2 separate regions of the Homo sapiens genome follow, and region 1 is linked to region 2. Evidence: chromatin contacts called from ENCODE Hi-C or POLR2A ChIA-PET data. All regions are on one chromosome and are shown on one strand. Each heading gives the region's core, a stretch centred on a gene start or an enhancer-like site at or near the end of the contact. The rest is flanking DNA. Distances are from core to core; before and after follow the strand shown.

Evidence for each region. Hi-C counts contacts between places; a loop is a spot of excess contacts on that map. ChIA-PET counts read pairs that join two places held with the same protein, here RNA polymerase II (POLR2A). Pooled maps may share reads with other maps.
Region 1: a map of heart left ventricle shows a loop between it and region 2 (2.6-fold over the local background). The contact joins two enhancer-like sites. A Hi-C loop is called at or near these places in 1 of 168 maps with a recorded cell type or tissue (heart left ventricle) and 1 of 50 pooled maps. POLR2A ChIA-PET finds 5 or more read pairs at or near these places in 2 of 52 experiments (AG04450 and OCI-LY7).

What each region holds. Positions count from the first base shown.
Region 1 is chr13:39,349,351-39,352,895 of GRCh38, forward strand. All of the region lies in intron 3 of LHFPL6 (LHFPL tetraspan subfamily member 6), which reads right to left. Among named protein-coding and RNA genes, the nearest start is that of LHFPL6, 250 kb to the right of the region's middle. Within about 2 kb of position 1,463, at least 3 of the 41 ENCODE cell types and tissues checked have a DNase peak (open chromatin) inside an H3K27ac peak, as active enhancers do.
Region 2 is chr13:39,309,880-39,313,789 of GRCh38, forward strand. LOC107984580 (a long non-coding RNA gene) reads right to left here. Exons shown (of 2, transcript XR_001749845.1): 2 at 1-3,910. Among named protein-coding and RNA genes, the nearest start is that of NHLRC3, 270 kb to the left of the region's middle. Within about 2 kb of position 2,077, at least 3 of the 41 ENCODE cell types and tissues checked have a DNase peak (open chromatin) inside an H3K27ac peak, as active enhancers do.

The sequences.
Region 1 (3,545 bases), core at 213-2,712, 39 kb after region 2:
TAGTTAGAGTAAGGTGTGTCAATAGAATTTAAGCAAATCTGAAAAAATACTGTCATCCAACCCTGATTCTTGATTTTCTTCTTCCCTTCCTTTTTCCTTTCCTCGCTCCCTCTCTCAATTTATTCATTGATTCAACAAACATTCAGTGAGTGCCAGCTCCAACTATGAATGAATCACTGGGTACTGGGAGCTTTGTTGGGAATAATATAATTCCTGCTATCAAGAAGCTTATTGTCTAGTCAAGGAAATAAGCATTAAGCAATAATGAGACATTTCTATACTGATAATTGTGATATGTGCTTTGAAGAAAAAAATCCAGGATGCGAAGGCAGCATATTGCAAGTGATCTACGTAGTGCGGTCAGGTCAGTGAAAGAGAGCCTTAAATTAGAAGTGAGATCTAAGCCAAGACCTGCAGATGTTCAGGAGTGAGCCAAGCGTGAATGTGGGGGGCCAGGGAACAGTATGCTTGGAGTGAGGGGATGGGAAATATAATGGAGAAATGCAGACAGATTTGGGTCTTGCTAAAGTATTGCTCAAGTAAGAGATGGATCCCATTTTGGGTGTAAAGCAAGGGATGGGTTTGGGTATGACCACCTCTAGAGTTCGGAGCTTGAAGCCTGAAAATTCCCTCTTTGAAACTGTCATTTGTATTGTTGGGTAGGAATATGAGGTATTTAACAGTCACAAATAAATCTTAAGCTCCTGCTACCTGTTTTGCTATGTTATAGAAGCTGGAAACGCAGCCGGGAACAATACAGACAGAGTCTTTGGTCTCATGAAGCTTACTTTCCAGTTCATATCACTCACATCAGCTGTATTATTCTGAAACATTCCTTGTATATTACACATGTTTTGTAGAAATTCAGTTCAATGAAATAAACCAGATACAATAGGATTTTTTCATAAAACTATAAATGTGAAAGCAAAACATCCAGAATTCTGTGAGAGATTAAAGGTTTACCAGGCACAGGCTTGTCACTTTGAACTTCTCCAAAGGAAAAGGAAAAATAGATTTTTCTCTCTGAGCATGATCCTATTGTTAAAACCTATGTGCTCAATAACAAGAAATTAGCACCATGTTTTACAGTCATAGAAAAAAAGTGTTTCTGCATACTCTTCATGAGTAGTAATGAAACTAAATAAAACCAGGAAATACAGGGCCATTCTTCCATGGCCTCCCTCTATGCCTGTCATGGCAATAAATGCTTGTTATTATAATGCAAACAGAAAGCATTTTTCCAGAGGGCAAGTTTTGTCTGTGATCCTTTCAGGAAATTAGAGAAGGAAATCTGTTTAAACTTTCCCTTTTGCTCTCCGTAATGCTCCATCAAACAGGACTCCAAGCTTGCTTGGTTGGCAAATTACTGCTTTCAACAATGGGGAATACTATTCTTGACAGATAAAATAGAGGTTAATGGGACAGAAAGCAGCATACCATAGCCACCTGCCAAGTCGACAGAAAAAGACTGTGGCGGAATTCCAGGGCAGCCCCAGAGTAGAGATAGGGGTGGGGAGGGATGTTGCTGATTTCTTACGGTGGCTCAAATTAGTTTTTAGTATAGCTTTTGGAAGTGATAGAGACAGAAAGAGAGGTACAAAGAATCCAGTCTTATTACATATAACAATGGAATTCCAGTGATCGTTTCATCTTTTAAGGACACTGGAGTTTAACCTCTGCCTTTTCATTAATTTGTTCAATTAACAATTTGGAGCCTACCAAGTGTGACTGTCTGCTTATTTCAATGTTCTATTCGGGCACTCAGTATGATGACCTGATCACAACAACCGATACACATTTGTGGCATGAATGGATATCAGACGTTATACTTGTGCTAAGAATAGAAATACAAAATTAATCGTCATATAACAGCTGTCATATATAGACAGCAAGTGAAGGGCTACAAGTTATGAAGGGGTCTCTCCTTTAATCATTTTTGTCTAGGATCCTTGATCTGTTTATACTTTCCAACATTATTCTCACTTTGAAGATGCAGAAACTGAAGGATAAGTAACTTACCCATTATCTCAAATAAATAGCAAAGCTTGAACTCGGAACTTGGGTCAAACTGATTCCAGAGTTTTTTCCTGTGCTCAGATAATGTATAAAAAAAGATCTTAATCAAATGCATTTTTCTCATTTGTTAAATAGTACTTGTCTTGGCACTTATATGCCCGAGAAAAAAATAAAACATATTTTACCTTACCCCTTCAATTTGCCAGTCTTCTTAGAAGACTACATGCTGTTAAAGTGAACTAAATATGTCCTGGGAATAACTCTGTACTTCTATATTTGAGTCCTTGTGGATGAACTATAACCTAGCTTAATAGGCAGACAAGATTGAAAACCTAACTTAGGAGTACGCACCCGTAATAATTGCTGAGTCTTCGCCAGTCCCAGCAGCCATAGTTCAACCACTCATATACTGCTGAGTGTTCAAACTATATTCAAATAAAGCAAACACCAAACTGTACCCAATCCAGTTGTTTCTGTACCTCACTTCTGATTTTTGTATGTTACGTTCCTTTTTTGTCTATAAATTTGTACTGACCATGAGGCACCCCAGTAGTCTCTCTGAATCTGTTGTGATACAGGGGGGCTGCCTGATTTGCGAATTGTTCATTGCTCAATTAAACTCCTTTAAATTTAATTCAGCCAAAGTTTTACTTTGACAATGCCCATGTTCAACAGCATGGTTTCAATTGCTAAAGGTCTGCACCTTGCAAAGACTTGACAGCCCCAATTCCTGAGGCAATGAAACCACACTTGGCACCTTTGGCAATGCATCTTCTTTAAGGATGTGGAAATGTGATGTCTAAAATAAGCTTGCTTGAGGAACAGATAACTAATGCTACCTGCAGGAGAAACTGCCTCTAGATATGGTCCCAGACTGAATGTTTTTGACCCTACCTTGACTCTGTGTGAGCCCTAGCTGATTAAGAGCTTCAGCTCCTGGATACACTTTAGTTCCACTCCAGAGCTGCTGTCTGCCTATGAACCCTCAGAAGTTTGGCTGGTGCCACCATACCATCCTAACTTTCACCCAGAGACTCCATGGTAGCGCCCTCCACTGTGTACTGTATTGCTCTGGAAAGCGCAGCACAGGACACTGTAACTCGGGCAGTTCCTGCCCTCTGACTGCATGCCATTTATCACAAAACCTCCATGTTTACAGTTTCTTTTCTTGAACTTGAGCTCCATGGGATCCCCATTTCTCTTTCCCCACAAAGTCACTGCTGAGCACCCATAATGCCTTGTAGCCATAGTGTCTGAGTCAGGATATGATAAGCTGACTGACTTCATTTATCCAGGCAGAATATCTTTTGTCTGTGATATTTTGAAAATTTTAACATGTTAATATTTAAATGTAAAGTTTGGGTAAAAAAGGATACATATTAGATTGTATCCTTGTTGCTGTATTAATAATGAAGGCAGGAAGGTTGAAGGATCAGTAGAAAGAGGGAAAACATTTATATATATATATGTGTATATATATATAAATGTATATATATGTGTATATATATATATAAATGTATATATATGTG
Region 2 (3,910 bases), core at 827-3,326:
AGAAAAGAAAAAGGATAAATAATATAAGTACTGTGGAAGAACGAGAATGTTTTCCTAAATGCTTTACTGCCATTTCCCCCATATTTCAGCCCCTTGTCTCTTAGAGGAGATCCTGAGAATTGAAGGAGTGCTGTCAGGGGCAGACTTACTATGAGGCCTGGAGATTTCAACTCCGGGTGGTCCCTGCTGGGACTGTGAAGTTATGTGGTACCTAAACCACACAGATGCCAAGGAATATTCCAATGCCAGAAATTGCTCCCCTACATCTGATTTTCCATGAGAAACTTGGCAGAATATTTTCCTGTTTTCCCCCTTAGATGGACGATTTGGGTAATATTGGAATTCAACACTTATGAATCAACTTGTCCACCCCCATGGAACATTTTAAGTTATCATGTCTTAAATATCATTTCTAAACTTAGATATTTAAAATATTTATCTGGAAAGAAGATAGGAAAAAAGACAAAGGCGTAAAAAGTGACCTATATGAGTAATTTCTACAGTACATTCTATTTTGAGAAAACATATTTTACAGTCTCATTTCAAATAATATAGCACTCGAGTGTAATAAACGCTCTGAGATATCCTGCAGTTAAAACAAACATTCTTAGATTAATTTTTAGTTTAACATTTCTCAAACTTTTAAACTGCAGAGCACTGTTTATATCATGCCTCTTGGTTCAGACTGTTACCACAAAGTAACATAATGTGGGTGGCTCAGAAACAGAAATTGATTTCTCCTGATTCTGGAGGCTGGAAGTCCAAGATCAGGGTGCCAGCATAGTTGGGTTCTGGTGAGGGTTTTCTTACAGGTTGCACACCATTGACTCACATGATGAAAAGAGAATGAGAGAACTCTCTGGGCTCCCTTTTATAGGGGCATTAATTCCCTTCATGAGGGCTCCACCCTCATAAACCAATCATTTCCCGAAGACCCCATCTCCAAATACCATTACATTACAGATTCAATTTCAACATACAAATTTGAGGGGGGTGGACACAAACATTCAATCCATAGAAATCCCCGTTAATATCATAAGAAACTCATGTTTATGGCCCACTAGTTGGAATGTCAGTCAGATTTATCTTTTTTTTTTTTTTAGAAAAAAAAACAGAACACAAAAGCGCTGAAAGAGGTCCCTTCTCTTGTTCTGTGCATAACCTTGTACACAAGAATTCTTGACCAGACTCACCCGGTTCTGAAGCCTTTGGCTGTGTCAGTCAGTTAGGCCGTGCACATGGAATCTGGGGATTATTGGGGACAGCAGAGCAAAATATTTCTGCTCAGGAGAGAGGGAAGCAAAGCTTCTATTTCTAGCACTCAATACTTTGTACTCATGGGATGGTATTGCTGTTCGGATTCCAAATTCTAAATGACAACTTGTACTTGAAGGCACTGATTTCCTTTGCTGGGGAAGATTTACTATCTACCACATATGCTTCATCTTTATTGTGTATTTGGCTATTGAATTATTCCTCATAACTGTTTTTCTTACCAAACTATTTCTTAAAGAGCTAAAGTTGTTAACACTTCAGCCCAAATCCTTTGCAGCAATATGCAGAACATACAGGTGCTGCAACTCTCAGCAATAAAAGGAGAGTTGCTAATGTAGACATAATCATACATTGTAAAGGAGCTGATGGGTTATAAACTCAATTCTGCAGGAAGTGGGACAGTGCTGGCCTTAAGGATTTCCTCACTGGGATTTCTAGAGTTGATGTTACTAACAGCAAACACATCCCTTTCTGTCCAACTGTACCTAAGATTCTTCTCAGATCCCTGGTATTTGAGTTCCTCCCAGTATTACTTCTATGTCCACCCAGCAAATGCCAAGGAAAAGAAACCACAGAAAAGGGGAGGAGGAGAACAGTCTGTGCTGCAGCTGGTGAGGGAGCCGAGGAAAGGGGGCACAGTCACTGTAATATCAAGCACTGAGCTCTGCAGGAATTTGCATTCCTTGGGGTTGATCCAAAAAGGACGCCCTTTGGCTTCCTGGTAGCTGTCAGGGCCTCTGTGAGACGAGCAGGTTCCTACACTCACAGGTTTGGCATCATGGTGACTGAACAGGACACAAGGGCCTCGGGCTGGCTAGAGTGACAGAGCATGGAGAAGCCTCCCTCTCCAAAGCTTGGTTCTTTCTACCAGCAAACATGATTAGCACCAGACATTCAAGGTCCGTCCTATGGACTCGGCTCTGGCCACCCACTTGCCGTGACTCTCCATGAAAAAGAATTCCAAGGTACTAAGTCCAGGCCACTCTCCTCTTCTATACCACACTCCAGGGACCCGAGATCATGGGTTCCCAATGCAAGGGCTCAAGCCATGGCCAGGTCCACAAGAGGCTCTGCCCTGGGTGTGTCCTCTGGAGGGCCCATCTTTAGAACTAAGGTGTAGCCAAGGAGCAGCTGTCTGCAGAACAGGAAGGGGGTGGGCTTGGACACAACTTCAATGTGCAGACTAGGATATCACACACTCGTATGAATGAGGCTCCTTAAAATGAGCGACTCCGTGGAAGGAGGAAAGATAGCAGGAGTGGGTGCACATTTGTAGTCTTGCCCCCAAGCCCAGCAAATGACTGAGGTTGGCTTACTGACATCTGTCCTATTAAGCAGCATCAGGAGACATCTTCATACACTTAAAAAAAAATAGGCCTCTTGCTTTTCTGGGTACTGTAAATAAAAGCTACTAGCCATTAATGTGTACTAGACTTTGTGCTGAGAAGTTTACACTTATTACCTCATTTAATCAACTATAATATGTGAGGAATAGCATTATTCCCATTTTACAGACAAAAAAATGAAAGAGGAGAGAGATTAAGTAATTTGTTTAAGTCAACACAGGTGGTAGGTGGTGGCCTGCAGTTGATATCTCTAATCCTGTGCAAGTGATGGGAAGTGGAGAATGCTGAATAAATGAAGGTGGGGCTTTGGTTCTCTGAGATGGAGAAATATCTGCAGACGCCCAGGAAGGAAGCAAGAAAGAAGCAGAAACCCTCATAGAAAACAAAGTAGCTTATAAGGAAGAGGGGCAAGTCAGAGGCCAAAGACAATGTGTTGCCAAGAGCTCCAGGCCACGTGAGGGCTGCATAAAAATCCCAACCTTTGCTGTGCAGCACCTGAACCCCACCCAAATCTTAAAGCAAATCACTCAGTTAATTACACAGCATACCTTATCATGAGCTAGACCAAAAACAAATTCAAAAGGAGGTTTACATTTCAGAAATAAGCGAACTGCTGGCTTTAAATGTTTTTAGTTCAAAGGAGTAGGGGTGTGTGTGTGTGTGTATGTTTGTGCATTAACTAAATATATTTGGAAAATCTATGAGAAGCCCTTGGAATGGGCTTCATTACACAGTTTCAAGAGCTGAAGTCTGTTTTTGCTTGTTGTCTTGTAGCCCTGGGGGATCTGTAGGGCTGAATTTCTGAATAAGAACTTGCAGCTATCAGAACCGCTAGGATCAAGGCAGCTGAGCACAAAAGTTCTGGATGTGAATTTTTTTAATTAAAAAATGTTTTTCACTAAGGTCCCTTCAAAGTCAGCTTGCTGAGTTTTAGGAGAAATTAAAAGTAATAAAGAATAGCGACCAAATTAATTTAAATATCTCTTCTACCTCCTTTCATAATTGTGGGATAGGTTTATAAAATATGTGAATAAAGAACACCTCATCACTTTTCAAAGACATGCCAAGTTTTAGGACAATAAATGAGTATAAATAAAATAGGTTGTATCAGTGTCGTATACGATAAAAACAGGAAAAAGTACACAGTACTCTCTCATTACTTTGCCCTTTCGCTCTTGATGTTGTATCCTGTCTGTTCTCCGTTAATGAGATCTCTAGGCAAAAACTTCACTCTTCCTTGTCGGACTAGGCAGACTGACATTTCTCCTCCTGGTAGCTGCAAAAACCGA